2 separate regions of the Homo sapiens genome follow, and region 2 is linked to region 1. Evidence: chromatin loops called from intact Hi-C (ENCODE). Cell type or tissue: PC-9. All regions are shown on one strand. Each heading gives the region's core, and the rest is flanking DNA. Links, peaks and the distances in the headings are about the cores only. Region 1 overlaps PTPRJ (protein tyrosine phosphatase receptor type J). Region 2 overlaps NUP160 (nucleoporin 160).

The links. Peaks named below come from ENCODE experiments on the same cell type or tissue, not always from the same donor. Only the 100,000 strongest peaks of a DNase experiment are listed, where the experiment ranks them.
Region 2: it touches region 1 in a loop (3-fold over the local background); 1 of 110 quality-filtered maps calls a loop at or near these places.

What each region holds. Positions count from the first base shown.
Region 1 is chr11:48,127,015-48,132,400 of GRCh38, reverse strand. It overlaps PTPRJ (protein tyrosine phosphatase receptor type J), which reads right to left. Exons shown (of 25, transcript NM_002843.4): 7 at 4,358-4,621; 8 at 1,685-1,942. Among named protein-coding and RNA genes, the nearest start is that of MIR3161, 33 kb to the right of the region's middle. RefSeq lists a silencer at 4,366-4,726. In PC-9, for the core only: no CTCF peak of the experiment used is centred there; a DNase peak (open chromatin) is centred at 2,470.
Region 2 is chr11:47,802,878-47,808,263 of GRCh38, reverse strand. It overlaps NUP160 (nucleoporin 160), which reads left to right. Exons shown (of 36, transcript NM_015231.3): 19 at 1,124-1,194; 20 at 1,952-2,111; 21 at 3,646-3,715; 22 at 4,728-4,826. It also overlaps the pseudogene RNA5SP340. Among named protein-coding and RNA genes, the nearest start is that of FNBP4, 38 kb to the right of the region's middle. In PC-9, for the core only: no CTCF peak of the experiment used is centred there; no DNase peak of the experiment used is centred there.

The sequences.
Region 1 (5,386 bases), core at 150-5,149:
AATTTAAACTGTTTCTATAAAAAAAAATTTTTTTTTGAGACAGGGTCTCCCAGGCTGGTGCTAGTCTGCAACTGTTGGGCCAAGCAATCCTCCTGCCGCAGCCTCTCAAGTAGCTGGGACGATGGGTGCAGGCCACCGTAGCTGACTATAAAATGATTTTATCAATTTCAATTAGCCTTCTAGAACTAACAAAGTATCTCATCACAGTGTTGTTTAGGAAAGACTGTGAACAGTCCACCTGCCCAACACAGCACAGTAGTTAATTTCTAACACATCTTGACCAGAGGTTCTTAAACTTTTTGCTCTCAGGACTTCTTTACCATCTTAAAAGTTATTAAGGCTCTCAGAGAATTTGTATTTACATAGGTTATATTTATTAATATTTACTATATCAGGGATTTAAAATGAAGAAATTTTTAAAATGTAAGAATCCACAGCATATATTCCATTAGACCTGAGAGACAATGTCATCCCATATCGGATCAAAGTTGGAAAACTCCAAAAGAGAATGAGAATGAAAAAGCCAAATAACATTTTAGTATTGTTATGATAATACTACCTTGGAGACCCCTTGAAAGAACCTAGGGATCCCTAGAGAGCCCTGGACCACAATTTGAAAACCACTGATCTAGCCCAGAGGTCAGCAAACATTCTCTGTAATGGCCAGAAAATAAATATCTCAGGCTTCACAAGCCACACGTTCTCTGCTGCCACTACTCAATTCTAGCACCAAAGTAGCCATAGACAGTACATAAGCAAATGAACATGGCTGTGATCCAATAAAACTTTATTTACAAAAACAGACAATGAGCCAAATTTGGCATAGGGGCCATTCTTATCTGCCAACTCTGTTTCAGATGATGGAATTCCAGGCAGGTGTTCAAATCATCCTGTAGAAATATTTTATTAAGAGGAAAGAATATTCATAATTAATTGGCAAGTTGGGGAAAAGGCAGATTACAAAACCACATGTACAGATGGCCTCAATGTTTGTGAAAGAAATAAATATATATTTGTGGGCTGGGTGCAGTGGCGCACACCTGTAATCCAAGCACTTTGGGAGGCTGAGGTGGGCAGATCATTTGAGATCAGGAGATCAAGACCAGCCTGGCCAATATGGCGAAACCCTGTCTCTACTAAAACTATAAAAATTAGCCAGGCATGGTGGTGCACACCTGTAATTCCAATTACTCAGGAGGCTGAGGCACAAGAATCGCTTCACTTGAACCCAGGAGATGGAGGTTGCAGTGAGCCAAGATCATGCCACTGCACTCCAGCCTGGGTGACAGGGTAAGACTGTCTCAAAAAAAAAAAAAAAAAAAAAAAAAAATATATATATATATATATATGTGTGTGTGTGTGTGTGTGTATTAAATATTAAATATATATGTATTAAATATATGTATACTCACACATATATTTGTGTATCTATATGTATATGTTTAAAAATTGTAAAATGTCATACATCAAAAGTGATTATCTCTGCTTGATGGTTTCCATGTAAGTTTTTTCTACTTACTTGTCTGTATTTCATATAATAAATAAGCATTAGTGTTATGAAAATTTTTAAAGTTTTTTCTTAGATAATTAAAAGAAAAACAATATTTGGAAACATTATGTTTATTAATTATACTGATTTCCTTTAAGAAACATGATGGTTTAACAGAAAAGCCTATTTGCTTACCAGTTCTATTGCAAACTGTCCGAGATGCCCCTTCAGTCCCATTTGGTCCTTTTGGAACTATTTCAAAGCAATACTTGGTTCCAGGGAACAAGCCACCAATGATAATACTTTGGTTGGTGGTTATTTCTACCCGAGAATTGCCAGCTCCCTCCTGTGTGATATGCATCTGAAATGATTCTGCATCATGGCTGCTCCATGCTAAGCCGATCTCCGTCGTGCTGACCACTGTCACTCGGAAGTCAGAAACTGGAACAGGGGCTATGCAAAGAAAGTAAACAACTAGATTAAAAATATACTTCTCCAGGAGACAGGGATGCCCCACCTCAGAAAATACTGAGATGAAATGTACACTTAGGACACCTGATCCCTCTCTCTGTCTTCTTTGTATCATCACCTACAACATGAGCCCCTCAGAAACTGCTGTTTCTGGCCATGGAGAGAGCACTTGATCATGAGAGTGCAGAAGCTCTGTGCTTACATTGCACACAATCATTCACAGGAAATGAGAGGAGGCGTGAGCTCCTGTGGTCAAGGGCTCAGGCTCTGGAGGAGAACCTTGGCCACACTGGCTGCTTTATCTCGAATGCATTACTAGCCTCCCAGAGCCTCTGTTCAGGGAGGGACAGCAGAGAGAGACCAGTCTTGACCCCCAAAATCCATTCCCCCATTTTCCCTTCATCATACCCACCCAGATTTTTAGCCCTGTGTGTGCATACCTGTTGGAAACAAAGACCACATTTCCCAGCTCCCATGGAGCTAGATGTTGCAATGTGACTAAGTTTTGCTCAACGAAGCATGAGCAGAGGTACTGGGTGACTTCTAGGAAGTGTCCTTTAAGGGTGGGGCACAACCTTCTGCCCTTCCTCCTTCTTATACCTGTAGTGTGGATGCAATGACTGGAGCTCACGCTGCCTGGCTCTAGAACCAAAACCTCAGCGGTGGCTGCAGCTTCCTGATCCCAGGATCACAGCTCAGAACATAGACCCCTGGATCCCGCAACTACAGCAGAGACTTCCTGATTCCTCCCTCTGCTGTCTGTGACCAAGGTGGTGACTCTCCAGGGGGTCAGTTCTGCAGACTTAGTCCAGGAGTCATTTCTTGGGGCGAGGCCTAAAGCCTGCTCCTCAACTGTTATGAGCTGACTTGTGCTCCCTCACCCCCAAATGTGTATGTTTATGTCCTAACCCCCAAGACCTCAGAATGTGGCTGTCTTTGGAGACAGGGTCTTCAAAGAGGTAATTAAGTTAATGTGAGGTCATGAAGGTAGGCCCTAATCCAGCAAGACTGGTGTCCTTATAAAGGGAGATGAGGGCATAGGCACACGCAGACTAAGGACAACCATGTGAGGGAGAAGACAGTCATCTATAAGCCAAGAGGGAGGCCTCAGAAGAAACCACACCTGCCGTTGCCTTAATCTTTGACCTTCAGCCTCCAGAACTATGAGAAAGTCTATTTCTGTTCAAGCCACACAGCCTTTGGTACTTGTTCTGGTAGCCCTAGCAAACTAATACACCAGCTCTTCCAATGATTCTGCAAAACCTCAATTCCCAGGATAAATCCCTTTTGGTTAAAATAGCTCACAGTTTCTGTTTCATACAACTGAGCCTTGGATAACCTCTATCATCCCCATCCTGCCTAGCACTGGGCTTCTGTTACAGGAGAGAGAAATAAACCCCTGTCTTGTTTAAGCCACGGATACTTGGGTTTTGTTGTTGTTGTTTTTGGTGGTGTTATTCGTGGCTGAACCTAATCCTAACTAATAAATAGTAAAAGAGTAAAAGGTAAAGAAATGCAAGCATATTTCATTTTCCCAAAGATCCAGTCCAAAATACATCTATAAGAATGCTAAGGTGTGCTTCCTGCGAAGGAATGGACATTCTTGTGGGATAAGCCTGGGTCCAGAGCCACACACCCCTGAGTTCAAGTCCTGCTCTGCTACTCACTAGCTCTGTGGCTTTGGGCAAACTGTTCAGCCATCAGGGTGTCATTTCCTCATCTGTAAAAGGGGACCCCAATACCTACCTCGGAGGCCACTACAGTGTCTATAAATCTCATGGCACAGTGCAAAATGCAGTGCTGGTGTCACTACTATTGTTTAATAGTATATAATCAATATTATACCACTGTACTACTAGTGCACCATTACTGTTTTATTTTACATTATCGGACCTTCTTTGAAACCTAAAGCTTTTTATTTGCTGCATAAAATCTTATTTTTAAGGGACATTTAAACAAACAAAGATGAGATACAGCTGTGCCAGTGATTCGTTATAATGTCAGCACCCAAGACACAAGGGGATATGAATACCAGGTCATTTTTGTCTCCCTGTATCAATTCACTCTAGGTCTCCTCCACACTGGAAAGAGAGTTACAAGCGCAGGCTCCAGGTGAGAAATACCAGAGGCTTAATCTCACCTCTGCCACTTTCCAGCTGTGATACCTGTCTAGCACCTCTCTCAGCCTTGGCTTCCTATCTATAAAATAAGGCTACTTCCAACCACATCACAGGGCTGTTGTGAGCATACAATGTGCCAGTGCAAGGAAAGCATGTCACACGAAGCTTGGCGTGTGGTCAGCCAACAGTCACCATTACTACATCATGCATCCTGTGTCTGGGCCTGGCACGGAGCAGGACAGCAGGAAAGGGTGGTGAGAGCCAGGCATGAACTCACGGGTGTGCACTTGGAGGAAGCCCGGCGTGCCCTCGATGTCACCTAGGACAGGACACACTGTGATGTTGTAGAAGGTGCTGGAGCGGAGTCCGGGGATGACAGCGCGAGGCTCACTGACGTTGAGATTGGAAGAATCTGTCTCCCCCGCCACATGTATCTTGTAGGTATAGTTAGATGACGACTCGTTATCGCTGACTTTCCAGATCAGGGTCAGGCTTGTGGCACTGATGTTCACAGCGGTGACGTCAAAAACCTGAATAGCATCTGTGAGAACACAAGAGGAGTTCAAAATAACCAGAACGGCCAAGGCAGAGGGAGGGAGAGGTCATCAGGGCATGCTGTCAAGCCCAGCAAACTCTCCTGGGGGAGTGTTCCTTCCTCCTCTGCACCATCAACCGTGGCTAGGAAAGCATGACGGTCCCAGCCAAAGTCAGGCATCATTGGGCGGTGAAGAAACAACCTGGCCAATGGCACCTGCAGGGTTATTCTTTGTTCCTTTTTGTAAGTTGACTTTAGAGATTTGACCTAAATGATGACTTGGACTCTATGCATGTCTTACCCTAGGGCCAGGGGCACCCAGAAAAGTTGTCAAACACACATGATGCAAGAGCGAACACTGCGATCTATGTGATCGCCCGAGATCACAGAAGTCAGGACGAGGCAGGCCTGGGTTCCAGGGCTCACTCTGCTATGACACCCAGGTGGGCCACAGGAAAACCACTTGAGCTCAGCTTCCTCACCTATAAAACTGGAGAGCAATCCTAACCTCAAGAAAAGATAACCCGAGTGCCAGTTATTCACCACCTGCCCACTCCACCCTCCCGACATATCCACTGCCCTTCCCTCACCTGCTCTGGGCCCAGGAGGCTGACCTTGTGCAAGGCATCATGGGGGGTCTTGCCACATGGGCTGTGACCGGGTTCCACTATGAGCCAATGGGCAGGCCCCTGAAGGGCCACAGGAGAAAGGAGTCAGTGCCTTCCTCCATCACCTCCTGCTCTGGGCCTCCTGTCCTGACACAGCTGTGTC
Region 2 (5,386 bases), core at 169-5,168, 320 kb after region 1:
TCTCACCCAGGCCGGAGTGCAATGGCATGATCTCGGCTCACTGCAACCTCCGCCTCCCAGGTTCAAGTGATTCTTCTGCCTCAGCCTCCCAAGTAGCTGAGATTTCAGGCACCTGCCATCATGCCCAGCTAATTTTGTACTTTTGTAGAGATGGGGTTTCACCATGTTGGCCAGGCTGGTCTCAAACTCCTGACCTCAGGTGATTTGCCTGCCTTGGCCTCCCAAAGTGCTGGGATTACAGGCGTGGGCCACCACGCCAGCCGGGAAAAAGATTTTTAACAGGATGCCGTAAAATTATATGCCATTAAGATTCAGAGAGCTTTTTGGTGCCTTTATTTGTTACAGGTTGAAGGCAACTTATAAGAATGAAAATAAGTCACATGTAATCATAGACTGTATGTATGTGTACAAATAAATTATGTATTATACTTATGTACTACACGTTTGTGTGTACATATAAATTATGTTGAATATAAAATACGATGAAACCAGAAGGAAAGACCATACACAAAATGTTACGCTTGTTACTTTAGGTAGGCTGAGCTTCTTTATAGCCAAATCCAAGAATTACAAGATTCACTTTTTTTTTTTTCTTGGAGATGGAGTTTCGCTCTTGTTGCCCATGCTGGAGTGCAATGGTGCGATCTCGGCTCACTGCAACCTCCACCTCCCTGATTCAAACAATATTGCTGCCTCAGCTTCCAGAGTAGCTGAGTTTAGAGGCGCCTGCCATCACACCTGGCTAATTTTTGGTATTTTTAGTAGAGGTGGCGTTTCACCATGTTGGCCAGGCTGGTCTTGAACTCCTGACCTCAGGTGATCCACCCGCCTCAGCCTCCCATAGTGCTGGGATTACAGGCATGAGCCACCACACCCCGCCGAGATTCACATTTTCAATAAGATAAACCATCCTGTTTGCTCTGGCTCCTCATTGAAGGGTCACGAAGTGATATTATGGGCAACAATCTATATTATAATGATTTCCAATTTTTTTTGTGCTTTCAGTGGAGCTTTTATGTGCAATTTATTAATTAAATTGACAGTGTTCTTCGTAGAAGAGCTTGTAGAAGTAATGTTTAGCATAGGAGAATTTACTAAGCTGTCTTTTCCCCTTTTCTCACAGGGAGTCTAATCTCCAACACTTATCAGTACTGGAATTAACAGACTCTGGTGCTTTAATGGCAAATAGGTTTGGTAAGGAGTGGACTATGTACACATTTCATTTTAAACTGGGGATTTATTGCATATTCATTAAAGTGGTCTTTTGCCACCTTTGCCATAGAAAGGTTGGCTAGGCTCTTTGCTTTCAGAAGGCATGAGTAAGCTGTGGCCTGAGATCTCCGTTTGTGGCATGGGGTCTGTGAAACTGTAGTACCAGATCAGGCATATGTTAAGGATATGGTATATATATGTGTGTGTGTGTGTGTGTGTGTGTGTGTGTGTGTGTGTGTGTGTGTGTGTGTGTGTGTGTGTATAGCTGCTTTCCCATTCTGTTTTGATGCTCCAGTGATTAACAAAATCATTTAAAAATTTATTCGTTCATGGTAACTTTTGTAATCTTAGTCAACAGATATTTAAAAGTATCCCTCATGTTTGAAAACCATTATTCTGGAGAATTTATTTTGTATTGTTCTGGTATAAAAGTTGAAATCCTGGGGCTAATTGTATTTATCATGAAGAATTTCTAGGGAAGGCACTTAAGTCTTGTGAGATCAGTGAAAAGAAATGACTATAACTTTGATGTGAATGGTGTTTTTATTGCATTTTTATAGTGCCTCACAATTTACAGACTACTTTTATTTATATTGCCACTGGATATATACCCGTGATACATTTTCTGTTTTGAAGTGCTAAATTGTTTGTTACAAGCATAAAATGAATTGATAGACTATTTTAATTGAAAATTGATAATTACCACTACACAAAACTGTCATAACTTTTTCTTTTTAAGTATCTAGTCCTCAGACTATTGTGGAGTTATTCTTCCAAGAAGTTGCAAGAAAACACATTATATCTCACCTCTTCTCTCAGCCAAAGGCACCTCTGAGCCAAACTGGATTGAATTGGCCTGAAATGATTACTGCAATTACCAGTTATTTATTGCAGCTTTTGTATCCTTTTATTTAGAAGCCAGTGAAAAGCTCTCTTCTGGCCGGGCATGTTGGCTCACACCTGTAATCCCAGCACTTTGGGAGGTGGAGGCAGGTTTATCACTTATGGCCAGAAGTTCGAGACCAGCCTGGCCAACATGGTGAAACCCCACCTCTACTAAAAATACAAAAATTAGTCAGGCGTGGTGGCCTGCACCTGTAATCCCAGCTACTCGGAAGGCTGAGACTTGCTTGAACTTGGGAGGTGGAGGTTGCAGTGAGCCAAGCTCGCGCCACCACACTCCAGCCTAGGCGGCAGAGCAAGACTCCTTCTCAAAAAAAAAAGCAGCTCTCTTCTATCTAAATAGTCTAAGGTTCTTATTCTGCCTATGTAATGAAATACCTAGGTCTGTTTTAAGACATTATTCGGCCAGGCGCAGTGGCTCACGCCTGTAATCCCAGTACTTTGGGAGGCAGAAGCGGGCAGATCACGAGGTCAGGAGATCGAGACCATCCTGGACAACACGGTGAAACCCTGTCTCTACTAAAAATACAAAAAAAAATTAGCCAGGCATGGTGGCAGGCGCCTGTAGTCCCAGCTACTTGGAAGCTGAGGCAGGAGAATGGCATGAACCCAGGAGGCGGAGCTTGCAGTGAGCCGAGATTGCGCCACTGCACTCCAGTCTGGGCAACAGAGTGAGACTCCGTCTCAAAAAAAAAAAAAAAGACATTATTCATTTGGCTGGGTGCTGCAATGGCTCATGCCTATAATCCCAGCACTTTGGGAGGCCAAGGCGGGCAGATCACTTGAGGCCAGCAGTTCAAGACCAGCCTGACCAACATGGTGAAACCTCGCCTCTACAAAAAAATACTAAAATTAGCTGGGCTTGGTGGCATGCGTCTGTAGTCCCAGCTACTCAGGAGGCTGAGGGAGGAGAATCACTTGAACCTTGGAGGCAGAGGTTGCAGTGAGCTGAGATCATGCCCCTGCACTCCAGCCCTGGCGACAGAGTGAGACTCTGTCTCAAAAAAAAAAAAGACATTCATTCAACAAATATTTATTGAATGACTCTATATGCCAGGTACCATGTTATGTGCTGGATGTCCACTGGCACCAATACTGTGTTCTGCGGTACACCAGCTGGAATTGAAAATGAACACCCAGGAATGAAATACAGGCTTTTAAAAATTTATTTATTTTTAGAGACAGGACTCTTATGTGTTGCCCAGGCTGGTCTTGATTTCCTGGGCTCAAGCAGTCCTCCCACCTTACCCTTCCAAAGTACAGGGATTGCAGGAGTGAGCCACCGTGCCTGGTGAAATAGATGCTTTATTCCATAGTTATCTGAGTTCTAAGCACTATAACAAGTCTCCTGGTATAAAAGTAACTGTTTAACTGTATTCTAGTGATGATGAAAGAACATGTGGTTGGCCAACTTCTCTGCCTTGTTTATGTAAATTAAGCTATTTTATGGACTTTTCTGAATTTGATGCCCAATGTATATGTTTAAGATTTGCCAACAAAAATTAAGAAATATCCTTAACCAATGACTAGATGGCCTAGCAATCCTGGTTGTCTCTTTCTAGAATGTTTGATGGGAAATTGCCAATATGTACAATTGCAGGTGAGTTCCTTTGAACATTTCATGTCTACACATTCTTGTAAAGCATGGGATTGCTGAATTTTTTTCTTTGTAAATGTTAACTGCATTTTAAAGAACCACAATAATTTAAACTTGATTATGTGAAGACATACCCCAAAGAGATTGTTCTCTATTTCTATACCATCCTGAACTTGCTTGATTTTGTCTGATCTACGAAGCTAAATAGGGTTGGGCATGGTTAGTACTTGGCTGAGAGAATACCTGGTTCTAAAGGCTTTTAAAGAAAGTAATAAAATAAATTTTTAAAGAGAGAGATTTTTCTCTACTTCTCTCTGGACAGTATAATTCCTAACGTGATTTTTTCTAGAGTATCTTTTTTTTTTTTTCCTGAAACGGAGTCTCACTCTGTTGCCCAGGCTGGAGTGCAGTGGCATGATCTTGGCTCACTGCAGCCTCCACCTCCTGGGTTCAAGCAATTCTCCTGTCTCAGCCTCCCGAGTAGCTGGGATTACAGGCACGTGCCACCGCGCCCAGCTAATTTTTGTATTTTTAGTAGTGACTGGGTTTCACTATGTTGGCGAGGCTGGTCTCGAACTCCTGACCTCAGGTGATCCACCCGTCTCCCCAGAGTGCTGGGATTACAGGCATGAGCCACCGTGCCTGGCCTCTAGAGTGTCTTTTTAAGAATTTGTCTCTGCTAGGTTTTCTTCATAGTAATTCAAATGTACTATTGTTTTCATATAAATCCTTTACTGGAATCTAGTCATTGAACCAATAAATACCAAAAATTGGAAAATTGCTGAGATGTAAAGTATGTGTATGTGTGTTACTGGACTCCTGTTTGTGTAAGGAAAGGGGGAATGGATGAAGAAGGAAGGCAACAGGGGTAGGTTTTAATATCAGAATTATGTCAGGAAATAAAACATTTGTTCAAACACTGTCTTTTCATCCTCTGTGACGAATAACTTGGGAATGAGTATCTCCTTAAGTAACATTTATTTTCTAATCAGAAAGCACCTTTTATGCCTTTAAGGATTATATTCAACTGCTACATCCCTGGTGTCAAGTCAATGTTGGTTCCTGTCGATTTATGCTGGGAAGGTGTTACCTAGTTACAGGAGAAGGACAGAAGGTAAACTACATTTGAATGGCAAATAAACTTTATAAACTTTAACGCAAGGAAGTTGCTTAGCTTCCATTTGACTAGGTTTTAGGGGATGGGAGACATAGAATCCTCTACATAAAGTTAAAGAAGACTGTACTAATGCCAGTCAAAGGCATTATATACATGTAAGGACTACTTTCTTGTATTCTGCAATTTAGATAGGACTCAGGAACATAAGAAAATATTAGAACTCTCCTGCCCCTGTGTGTTTTTAGAGATTCCTTTTATTATTATTATTATTATTATTATTATTATTATTATTTTGTAAAATCAGGGTCTCACTATGTTGCACAGGCTGGACTCAAGCGATCCTCCCACCTTGGCCTCCCCCAGTGCTGGGATTACAGGCATAAGCCACCGCGTTTGGCCAGGATACATTTTTATAAATCAAACTTATTTACTTATTTTATTATTTCTTTTAGACAGGGTCTTGCTCTGTCACCCAGACTGGAGTGCAGTGGTGTAATCAACAGCTCACTGCTGCCTCAACCTCCTGGGCTCAAGTGATTCTCCTACCTCAGCCTCTC